Linked DNA regions of Homo sapiens: region 1 is linked to region 2. The links are chromatin contacts, found by Hi-C in ENCODE. All regions are on one chromosome and are shown on one strand. Each heading gives the region's core, a stretch centred on a gene start or an enhancer-like site at or near the end of the contact. The rest is flanking DNA. Distances are from core to core; before and after follow the strand shown.

What was found. Hi-C counts contacts between places; a loop is a spot of excess contacts on that map. Pooled maps may share reads with other maps.
Region 1: a loop to region 2 is called in a pooled map, with 2.4 times the contacts of the local background. The contact joins two enhancer-like sites. A Hi-C loop is called at or near these places in 4 of 168 maps with a recorded cell type or tissue (colonic mucosa, endothelial cell of hepatic sinusoid, heart left ventricle and 1 more) and 4 of 50 pooled maps.

Annotation. Positions count from the first base shown.
Region 1 is chr9:89,922,674-89,928,200 of GRCh38, reverse strand. No RefSeq gene overlaps it. Among named protein-coding and RNA genes, the nearest start is that of MIR4290, 98 kb to the left of the region's middle. Within about 2 kb of position 4,065, at least 3 of the 41 ENCODE cell types and tissues checked have a DNase peak (open chromatin) inside an H3K27ac peak, as active enhancers do.
Region 2 is chr9:89,622,040-89,628,249 of GRCh38, reverse strand. No RefSeq gene overlaps it. Among named protein-coding and RNA genes, the nearest start is that of LINC03062, 15 kb to the left of the region's middle. Within about 2 kb of position 3,934, at least 10 of the 41 ENCODE cell types and tissues checked have a DNase peak (open chromatin) inside an H3K27ac peak, as active enhancers do.

The DNA.
Region 1 (5,527 bases), core at 2,816-5,315, 300 kb before region 2:
GCTGCCAGCCAGGAGAGGCCCCCAGGAACCCATGTCTAGAACTCTATCCACCGGGCAGCTCCTATGCCTTCCAGCATCTCTCTTTTTGTGCAGTCCATCTTTGCCAATCTGCTGAAGCTACCAACTCCATGGTTTCCTTGGGGTCTTTTTAAAAGGCTTCATTTTATTAATTTTTCAAAATAGGCTTGAATTTGAAAAATGGTGAGTGTTCCAAAGGTCTGGGGTTTCACTTCATTTGATGTGGTGTAGTCTCTGAAAGGACATCCAAAGGATTGTTTGCTTTGGCTAAAGGATGCTTCATTTAGTGTTATCCTAAGGCTTCGCTGCAACACTAGCTAGGTAAAATCAAAATATATCCACTGTTACTCTGAAAAGAAGAAGAGATGGCCAGGATCCAGAATTCCCAAACCCTGAAAGAGCAAGAGCACAAAGATCTCCACGAATCACATTGCTGCCTAAAACGGCACCATGATTCTTTGTCTTCTAACTGGGTGGATGTCAGGCACAAAATCTGCTCTGCATCTGCACAACTCCCTCATTCTGGTGCAAATCTCCAGTCCAGCCATTCCAATCAACCAGCAGTGGCATTCACGCTCTCCTTACCCTTTCTCCCCAAGCCAACCCCCTGCGTGTCACTGGTCTACAGCGGCCCTACTTTCCACAGTGAGTTTGGGAAGGGGAAGTTGGCAGGCTAGTAAGTGGAGACCCCATGTCTCCATAAAATCCCTCTGGTCCTGACTAATGTTGTCTGTCCTCAGTGGGGAGGACAGTCAGAGGACATCCTGATTGAGAACACCAAACAGGAGGGCTTGAAGACATCCATTCCAGGAAGGCTGACGGGTGATTAAAGTGTGGGGCATAGACACACTGGTGAGTAAATGCAGATGGGAGAGAGGAAGAGTGATGGAGCCATAAGATTCACAGTAGACACTGAAATTTACAAGTTGTCCCTTATCCTAGAAGCTAAAGCTTTATAACAGCTGCTGTCAATTAAGTAGCATAGTAGAGAGCTGCAGCTCAATCAAAAGCATCAGAGAAACACCGTTTCCTTTCTCACCCATTGACAGGTGCTCCCAGCACCCCTGCGCTGCCTCCTCTGCAGGGAGAAGCATAGCTGTCGCTCACCCACCTCCCACCTTGGGAACCAGGAGGGCAAGGTGTTAGTGCCCTAAGCTTCCTGCTACAAAGATAATTCCAAGATGATGCTGACAGTTGGAGAGGTAGGGCTCCAAGGAGCAGGAAGATTTCCTCCCAGTTCTGAGCATACAGGAAAAACTCCATGGGCTGATCACGCTTACAAAAAGTCAACACAAAATCCTGCCAGAAAGACTTTCCCTTTTTGTGAGCCTCCGCAAGCTTGTGTGTACACATTTTTCTCCCCGCCTTTCTGCTGTAAAGTTATGCTTCTACATTTAGCAAAGTACGTCCACACAGTGAAAGCAAAGAGTTCTAAGTAGCTGATGTTAAAAAAGTGTTGGGCCCAGTGCCCAAACCTTCCCTGCTTCATAGAGGAAAGCACTTTCAACTTTTAAAGATATATTTTCCCTGGTATCTATTTCTGCATATCTCTGTAATATACTATTCTGCTATTTCTTGATTTTTCAATATTTTAGAGTATCTTATTGGTTTTCTGTTAAGAAAGGTGCAAAGTCAGTTCCTTCACATCACCCCAACCCCAACCTCTTTGCCTCCCCTCCCCACAGGCAGAGTTTACGTTATTAATGTGAGGTGCTGATCGTACCCCACCGAGGCCAGTGGTCTGCCATGAGAATGCCTCCTCTCTCACACCACTCTATGTTTGTTTTTCCTGGAGTTAAAAATTGCCTTGGGCTTTTGTTTGCTCAGTTTTCCACGTGCTTCTTGCTAACATTTCTAAAAATTTTAACGCATCTGTTAAATGCCTAAACACACTTCCAAGTACTCAAATACAGTAGCTTTTTTTTTTCTTAGAGACTTTTGAGCCTTCCTCATCTCTCTCTTGTATTGGGTCCTCTGTTTCCAGAATTCCATGTTATCTAGTTTTCTCCCTTATTTTACTGAAGTGCATTATCCAGTAGTTTTCAAAGAAAGTACTCAGGCAAAAAGACAGATGGATAGATAGTGATGAATGAATATGTATATAAGTAGATGGTAGATAGATAGAGGATTAATAAATAGATGAATGACATAGGTAGATAGATGATTGATAGATAAATCTCATTTTCGTATTTAAAAAATATCTATATTCTCTCCAACCCTCTAGACCAATACTTAGTAATTTTATTTAGTACATTTTTCCTTCTCTACAGATGCAATACCATCTTTGATATCTGAGAACATAAAATATTGTTTTTCGATTATTTAGCCCCCTGGTTATTTTTGTTTCTTTTGCATACCTGCTTTGCGATTTTACCCCTTAGTGTCTGTCTTTCATGTAAAGACTTTCTCTACAGCTTCTGGTGACCTTCCGCTGCCCACTCACATTGCAGAATGGGACATTAAAGTAAGTGTGGATTGGAGTTTGGGTGGGGAGGTAGAAATAGCAGAGGGCTTGCAGACTGATGCAATGGGAGCTAGTCTCAAGCCAGGACCCATCCAATGCCAATTCCTGCCAATGTTTTCTCTGGGAGTTTTTCACTTTCTCCAAGGAGGAGTCCTCCACACTTCTCCCCAGGTGAGGGCAGGGTAGACCTGTGGAAGCAGAGTGGGAAGAAGAGCTGAGGGTCCCAGGTTCAGGAGGCTGGCTTGCATGTAATCTGTCTTTTTAGCCCCAAAGCTCCCCTCCAGCCCTCTCTGGGTCTACCATTCCCAGCCTAGTGGGACTGTCTGTTCCTTCAGCAAGTAAACATCCCACCTAGTTATAGGTTGAATTACGTTCCCTCCAAAATTCACAGGTTGAAATCCTAACCCCCAAGTCCCTCCGAGTGTGTGTGTAGATCTGGAGATAGAGCTGTTACAAAGGTAATTATTTAAGATAGGATTGCAAGGGTGGGCCCCAATCCAGTATGATTCATATCCTTATGTAAAGGGGAAATTTGGACATAGATGCATTCGTACACGTAGAGAATGCCATGTAAGGATTGGAGCTCTGCTGCCACAAGCCAAGGAACTAACAGAAGGTAGGAGAGAGGCCTTGGGCAGAGAGAGTCCTGGTGCCTTCACGGGGAGTGGGGCCCTGCCAACACCTGGATCTTGGATTTCTGGCCTCCAGAACTGTAAAACACTCCATTGCTATTGTTCTAAGTCACCTAGTGTGTGGCACTTTGTTATGGCATCCCCAGTCAACTACCACCTCCTATGGGGACTGTGTCCAGAGTAGCCACAGGGCATACAGAATGGGAGAGGGAACTGTGGTGCCTGAGGTCCTCCAGGCAGATACTGCAGGGGCCCTGCCATGAGCCCAGGGCTTTGTCCACCTCCGTCTGCTTGCACCTTCCAGTGGGTGGCAGGAGAGGGGACACTCCTGGTCAGGATCTGCTCAGATGAGGCACTTACAAAATGTGTTGTGATGCTTTACCCTTGGTTATCCCTGCTGTCTTTCACTCTATAAGTTAATAAGGCTTTTGTCCCTTTCTTGTCATTTTAGAGAGGCTGGGAGACAGAGGGGCGGCACCTGAGCGTAGCGAGTCCGCTCTCCCTAACTGGAGTCTTCTCTGGTCTCTGTAGAGCAAGCATCCATGGCACTAGTCAGAAGCCCCTCACCCAGAGGGTGCAGGTATCTTCACTGAGACTGCCAAAGTGGTACGGGTGACAAGGTATTACGGGTGAAAATGTCATCTTCCCACAGAGGGAAAAAGAAGCCTCATAACTAGCTCAATAACAATGACCAAAAGCATAATGTGAGCATTTCCTATTACTAGGGTGGTTTTAATGTACCTCACAAATTACACCAGGGGGTGTAGTTTCATTTCCCGCCCCTTGAGTGTGGGCAGGACTTTCACAAACATAAAAAAAGGAAAAGAAAAAAATAGTCACTAGACAGTGGAAAAACCTGGCAGATGTCGCCCAGACCAAAAGGTGAAGGTCAGCCTCCTAGGAATGAGTCACGTGGGTGTCATGCCTGCTTTGATGTGGAGTGATAAGTGAGACCGTTCACCTCTGTGCTGTTCCTCCGAAAACCGGTAACTGTGATCCAATCAGAGAAAACCTCAAGCCAACTCAGCTGGAGGAAAATCCTGCGAAACAGCTGGCCAGTACTCGTCAAAAGTATCAAGGTTAGAAAAGACAAAAGAAGACGGAGGAGCTGTCGCAGGCTGGAGGAGAGACGGGAGTCCTGACAAGTTAGTGAAATGTAGGCTCCTGGTCTGGATCCTGGAACAGAAAAAGGGAGTGAGTGGAAAGATAGGGAAACTCAAACAAAGTCTACCATTTGGCTAATCGTATTTTACCCACAATAATTCCTCAGATTTGACCAATGGGCCGTGTTGATACAAGATCTTGACATGAAAAAAGTATGTATGGAAACTCTATCCTTGTAACTTTTCTGTCTGTCCAACGTTATTTCAACACAGAAAGTTAGAAAAATGACCTTAAGCTCAAGCTCTCCGTTTTTCTTTACTTTTTTCTTTCATCCAACTGAGCTGGTTCCAGTGCGAGCCCTGCATCGTCTCCTCTCTGGCTTCCCCTTCCAAACTTCTTCCTCACCCACCATGGGCATTTCGGCCTCTATCTGGGGCTCTGTGAGCACTAATCTTCCATGCATGCGGAGCTTCTAGCTCCCTCCACACCCCCTGCACAACCCATCTCCACAAAGGGGGAAGGAATACGGCCTAGATAAAACCTCTAGAGTCTTCCTCTCACTGCATGAACCGCCCTCCCCACTTGCTGGGCTTCACTCTGGACACTCTTGCTGTGCCCCAGGGCCTTCCTGGCTGCTCCTTTGCTCCTCCTGGACAGCCTTTGGCATCAGCTCCGGGCTCCAGGGCCTCTTTCTGCAGGCTCCTCGGTGCTCTTTCCCTCCTGTAATTCCTGGTCATCGTGTTCACAGATATGTTCATTTCTTATTCCTGTGTCCCACCCAAACCCCCAAGCTTCATGACTCCAGGTTGAGGCCCATTTTTTTCATCAGTGCCCCTCACCCACCTCCTGGAAGGACCTGGAAGAGTGCTTGGCACAACAGGGACACTCACAAGTGTGTTGAGAGGATGAATGGCAGCGTGTAGGGCTGGGGAGGAGGCTGGCGCGCTCTCACAGTCTCTCTCCTGCAGGAAGTGGGTGCTTCCTGGGAGAAGCCTTCCAGGCTCTACTGCAAGAATTCCTTTGATGGTGAGGACCAGGGAAGCAGCCAAGAAAAGTGGAGAAAATGTATGTGGGGGATGTATAACGTGTGTGTGTGGTGCATATGCATATGCGTGTGTATAGGTGTGCATAGTATTGTGTGGTACGTGTATGATGTGTGTAGTGCGGTGTGTGTGCATGTATGTGCGTGGTGCGTGTAGCGCAGTATGTGTGCATGTGTGTGTATGTGTGTGTATAGGTGTGTGTAACATTGTGTAGTGTGTGTATGATGTGTGTAGTGTGGTGTGTGTGCATATCCGTGCATATATGT
Region 2 (6,210 bases), core at 2,685-5,184:
CATGGGCCACAGTAAGATGTTCCACTGGTGGCTCATGCCTGTAATCCCAGCACTTTGGGAGGCCAAGGCAGGTGGATCATGAGGTCAGGAGTTCGAGACCAGCTTGGCCAACATGGTGAAACCCCATCTCTACTAAAAATACAAAAATTAGCTGGGCGTGGTGATTGGCACCTATAATCCCAGCTACTCGGGAGGCTGAGGCAGGAGAATTGTTTGAACCTGGGAGGCAGAAGTTGCAGTGAGCCAAGATTGTGCCACTGCACTATAGCCTGGGTGACAAGAGCAAAACTCCATCTCAAAAAAAAACAAACAAACAAAAAAAGATGTTCCACTGGGTTGTTCTCAGAATAGCCCAATATTCAAGTGACTTTGCCCCAATGTCACAACTGAGAACCAGGGTTCATAAGCTCACCTAGCTGGTTAGCAGGGTGATAGAGACCCCAGGTTTACCCTGACCCCAAGGTCCTGGTACTTGGCCCCTCACACCCCAGCCCCCTGCCCTGGTCTTTATCTCACCCTAGTGTACTGGGTGTCATTTAGACCCATGGAAGGACTCGCCCAGGCCAGTGAGCTCAGAGAAGCATAGGGAACCCTTGTCCGATGCCTGCCCCCAGGGAAGGCAGAGCAGGGCCAGTGGGGCAGGTGCCACACAGTGAGCTGTGCCTATGGCCAGCCGGCCCAGCGCTCCTTCCCGGGTTTCTTACTGTGCCGAGGTGTGGGGTGCAAAAGCTGATCCTCTCCCAGCTCTGAGTCTCCTTCAGGACAGCTCACTCCAGGGAGCTCAGCACATGTCACCGAAACCTTCCATCTGATGGCATCTCAGTGCCTCACGGCAGTGGAGCCCTCAGCCTGCCTCAGAGCAACTGAATCTAGGTTCCTAAGTGCATCCCCTCCCAGACTGAGCTCAATGCCCCCTCCTTAGGGAAGCTGTTCGTGCCTCTGAGGGTGTGTTCTTGCACCACTGTTGGGCTTTCTTTCCCACACTCCTCGCACTTTGTCATTGTGTGCTTACTTCTGTGATTACTGGCTGGGTCGCTGTTCTCCACCCACAGGTCCATCTGCCCCCTACAGTGGGCACATGAAACATGGTGAGTGAATAGCAAAACACCAGGAACCCCTTCACTGAAACTCCAGCCTGCACCATCTCCCAGCCCCACGCTATTCACACCAAGGTCAGCAGGGCCTTAAACGGCCAACGCCCCAGCCTGACATAGCACTGGGCACTCATTGGATCCCCTGTCCATGCTGAGAAACGATGGGAAGGAGGACAGTTTCCCTTTCAGGGTTCCAAGCCCTGCAGTTGATCTGGAAAAATAACGCCGGGAGCTGTGTTCACTCCCTGAGGCGTGTCAAAGCTCTCTTTATCTCCCCCTGGAAGTTCTGACATCAGGCAGTTCTCCTCGGGTCCCAGCCAGAGCGGGGACACAAGCTCTGCTTCTCCTGCTCCTCAGAGAGGTTTTGTTGGGCTGTAGGTCACACCCTGTGGCCACAGGCAACTCCACACCCACCTGAGTGGAATGTTCCCTGATTTTCACAAGAAATGTGAGCAAGCTGAGAACTGAGCTTGGCGGTGCAACTCCAATTTGCATTCACCCCCAGATCACACAGGTATCTGGGGCCTCTCTGCCTGCAGTGAGTGCCAGCCCACTGAGTTAGGCTGTGGGAAGAGCCTTTGCAAGACAGGAGCCCCTCATGTGAGCAGAAATGCCCCAGTAGGGCAGGGACCAGGTCAGTGGGGGAGTGAGTGGCTGCAGCCTGCCTGCCGCTGACCTCTCTGTAGCCATCGGCCTCGCAGGGTTCCTGTCTCCTTGAGCCAGGGGACTCTCTGACTTAGATTGTACCCATCTCTTGGGTGCTTGGCAGTTCCACAGCATGACATCAGTGGGGTCGCACACTTCCCAGATCCAGCCGGGCTCTGCTCGAAGCCAGGAGGGGCTGCAGCCAAACATTTAAGAAACGTGTGCTAGCAAAAAGCTGCCTGTTTTTTTAAGAATGAAGAAAAACTTAGTTTCCCAGTGGAAAGGATTAGGCAGAAAAGCTAACATTTTGCTTTAAGCTAAAACAACACCTATTATTGACAACCTTACAAAGGTCAATGTATTATCCTACTGCTCTGGGCCCCTGTTTCAACAACAGTGGAAAATGCCTGGAGAAGGGAGAAAACCCATAGAATCCACATTGCTCAGTGCTCTGTGGCGTCACTGCAGACTCACTGGGCACCAAGGGTGGTGGTCTCATCCCTGCCTCCACAGTGTAGGGGAACCCACGGCCATTTTAAACACAGATTGCCTCTGCCTGCAGGCCTGGTTGTAGTGGCCACGTGACTGCCTCAGCTCAAATGACCATGAAGTGAGGACTGCAGCAGGCCCCCTTCCATGCACCCACACTAGTAGAGTGGCCTGCTGCAGACGGCCGGTGGTTGCTGTTCTGGAGCAGAGTCTGCAGCCAACCACAGGCAAGTCATGACCCTGTATGCTGCCTGTGGGTGTACCTGGTGCCCTCCCCTCCATCCTGGACCACCGGCTTCTCACCTGGACTCTTGGTTCCCTGAGGGTGGAAGTCCTGGCCAGCCCATCTGAGACCGTACACCTGCCCCACCGTCTCTTATGCATAATGAGAGCTCCCTAACCATCTGCGTGGTGACTGCATCAGCCCCTCTGCGGCCATCAGAGGGACCCCCAGAAATCAAGTCTGAGTCAGCCTCAAGAATAATCAGAAGCCAAGAGCCAGACGGTGAGGCCTCTTCTGTGCACTCCAGAGTGTTGCATGGATGCTGTCCCTGTTCCCAGCCACTATAAAGGGAAGGCCTGGCTGAGCACAGTGGCTCACACCTGTAATCCCAGCACTTTGGGAGGCTGAAGTGGGAGGATGGTTTGAGGCCAGGAGTTCAAGACCAGGCTGGGCAACATAGTGAGAAAAAAATAAACAAAATTATTAGGGCATGGTGGCATGCACCCACAGTTCCAGCTACTCAGGAGGCTGAGGTGGGAGGATCGCTTGAGCCTGAGAGGTCGAGGCTGCAGTGAACCAAGATCGTGCTACTGCACCCCAGCCTGGGTGACAGAGCGAGACTGTCAAAAAAAAAAAAAGCCTTCTGAATGACTGTAAATGAGCACAGATGCACACGAGTCCAACAGCACCTCCTAGAAACAGGCTTGCTGCACCCAAATGTGTGGTCCACAAGGGGCAGGGCAGAGTGCTCCGGCCCCATGTCCCAGCCACTGCCCCCTGCCTCTGCTCTCCTTGGGCATAACTCCTCCAGCAGAGGCACTAGGGGAGGTGACACTCAGATGCATCCTTTTCAGTCTGGGAACCATTCACCACATCCAAGAGACAAAAAGTTAGAATGAGATTTCTGCATTGCCCCTTTGGGGTTTTTTATTTGCCTCCATAAATATGTTGGGGACTGAGTTCTGAACTCACCTCCACAGAGTATGTCACAAGGAATGGGGCATAGCCATGGCCCACGGGGGTTCACAATCCCAGATGAAGAAATGCCAGGGGCCGTCAGGACCCAGGTTATGAAAGACACCAGGTGGGTTGTCTCAAAGTGCCCATTCGGAAGTCACAGGAAATGAGAGCTGAACGCTGGAGATCCTGAGGCTATGGTTGCTGCGCTGGGTAGAGATGGGGGGCCAGGTGAGCTCTGAGAGCCCCTCTGAACCCCAAATCCACAGTCCTCAGGAGCCGTGCCCATGAGGTGCTCTGTGCCCCCACAACTGACAGCAATTCTGAGCCTTGAGCAAGGCACCCGGGGCCTCGGGACAAACCCAGAGTGAGTCTCACCATGCTCAGCACCTTTCCACCAAACTGCTGGTCCCAGCCGCTTCCTCCCTGGCATAGTCAGCTCCCAAACCCAGGTCTCCCAAGAAAGTAAAATGCCCTCCAATAATCAACGTCACTAGCAGGGCAGCAGCCTGGAGGAAGCTCCCGCCGGCCGTGGACTGAGCGCCGCCTTGCTGGGAGAGGCGCCCTCTCACTTTATTTTTCTGAAGGGTGGGCAGGGCACCCAGAGAAGGGGAAGCTGGTAGACAGAGCTGCCCTTAAAACTGCCACAGGCTGCCAGCAGCACACTGTGTTCAGGAGTAATAACAGCTATTAGGCTGCATAATTAACCCGCAGAGGGAAGTCATCACCACCAAGAAACTAAGGGCACTCAGTGCTCCTGGCCGCAGACCAGCTGGCTGGGGGCGCCAGGGCCTCCTCACCTCAAACAGCAGTAGCCCTCAGTGGGGGTTTCTGGCCTGCTCCCCTCCTGGGTTCCTGTGTGTTGGGCTGTGCACACTCTCCCTTGCTGAGCAGAGCCAAGCCACTCTGGAGACGCAGGCTGAGGAGCTAAGAGCCCAAGAGCCTCACTTGGTTTTCTTGCACTTTCTCAATGCAGCCCATGGCTGCAAAGAGCCTGCTGGTGTTCCTGAGCCTGCCAGAAAGATCTGAAATGCAGGCAGGTGTATGTCTTAAATGCCAAGAAAGGAGGCAGCAAGGGAAGCCCACAAGCTGTGTTTATGGGAAACCAGAACAAAAAGGTAAACTCCAGCCCTGCACAGAGATAAAAATAACAGCGGTACAGGAGGTCCTGCCAGAAGCAGGCTGTGCTCACAGCTCCTCATTGCCGCTGGGCCTGGGGCCGGGACCCAAACAGCGAGGACAGCGGGCAGTTCACCCCCAAGAGCCATGGGGGCTGGCCTCCTCCTCGTTCTAGCTTGTACAATTTATCTCCCTCTCACTGGCTCCCTGCTTCTGCAGACATCTGAGAAGTTCAGTCGGGATACCCGACTCCTAGCAGAGCTTTCAACCAGGCCCTGTAAACAGTTCCCAGACAGGCTTCAGGACGGCTGCAAAGCACTCCTCTGGGCATGTTCCCAATGCCTGGAGTCATCTACTCGCTGGTGACCTTGAGCTGGTCACTTCACTGCAGGCGCCTCAGGGGTCTTCCCTTCCCAGGATGGAAAATGATACCCAGCCTTTGAGGTCATGGCAAGCGAGGACCATCAACCTCAGGGCTTTAAATGCTGAGCTCTGCTTACTGAGAAGCCCTTTGTTTACAGAGGCGCTCAGGGTGTGGGGCTCGGCCTAATCCCCATCTGCACGGTTCAGAACATCCCACCCCAGCCAGGGAGTGTGTCCTGGTGCGGACCTCCCCGGCTAATGCCAGTGCCATTGCAAAGGCTAGGTCAGCTGCCCTTGGGCGATGCTGAGCCTGGGCCATGATTTCTCGATCTAGTTGCCAGCGTTGGTTTTATCTGAGGACTTAGCAGAAGTATGATATGCAAACACCTACACATGCACACACATATACATATATACATATAGTTGCTTTCTGGTTTATGATACACAGGCTTTGCAGACATATTTGTAACTAACTGAAGAGAAATTTCATCCACATGTCTGCACGGCCTTCACTCTGCCAGAATAATAGCCAGGGAGGCCCCATGGCTACTTGGGGGATCTTCTCTCCTTCTGTTTTTCAGTTGGAAGAAAAGAAATGGTACCTTGCCATGCACCAGAAAAGCTTTAATCCCACAAAAAATGGAGCTTCACTTATCCCTGGCTGAAGCTGGCCACGGCTCTGCTTCCGTGCTCACCGCACCATGCCGATCCTGGGGTTGCTTTGGGGCACCCTGAGTTCATTCACTGTGCTTCCTGGAAACCCCAACAGACCTTCCTCTCCTGAAACTTCCAGGGTGACTGTATTTAGAAAGGCAAGTTCCTCTGAAGGCAAATAAAGAAATAGGGGACAAGAACAGTTTCCCAGATCTCCACTTCCTTGCATCGCAGGCCCTGGGGTGGTCAGTATGCATGAATAGGAAAGAAAACCCAAGGTCAGACTGCCTCAAGGGGGCCGTCAACCTCTGTGGCTTGTAGAGAGCACAGACAGGAACCCCACAGGGGATGAAAAGGGGAAACCTTTGGATGAAGCTGCAGCTGCAGGCACAGTTGCATGGTGGGAAAAACAAAGTGGTTCGCATTCCAAGTGTGGGGAGGAAACTCACTTTCACCATGTATCCACTCCAGGCAAGGCCCTCTCCTGGGCACACAACTTTCATGCGTCTTGTCTCAGTCTTTGCAACAATGATAGGAAATGGTCTGGGTGGAGTTATTGGACAGAAGAGGAGACTGGGAGAGGCTGAGACCACATTAGTGGGCAGGATAGGGTGTGGAGGTGCCAGGGATCTGCCTTCCAGCAGGTGTGAACTGGAGGGCCAGTCC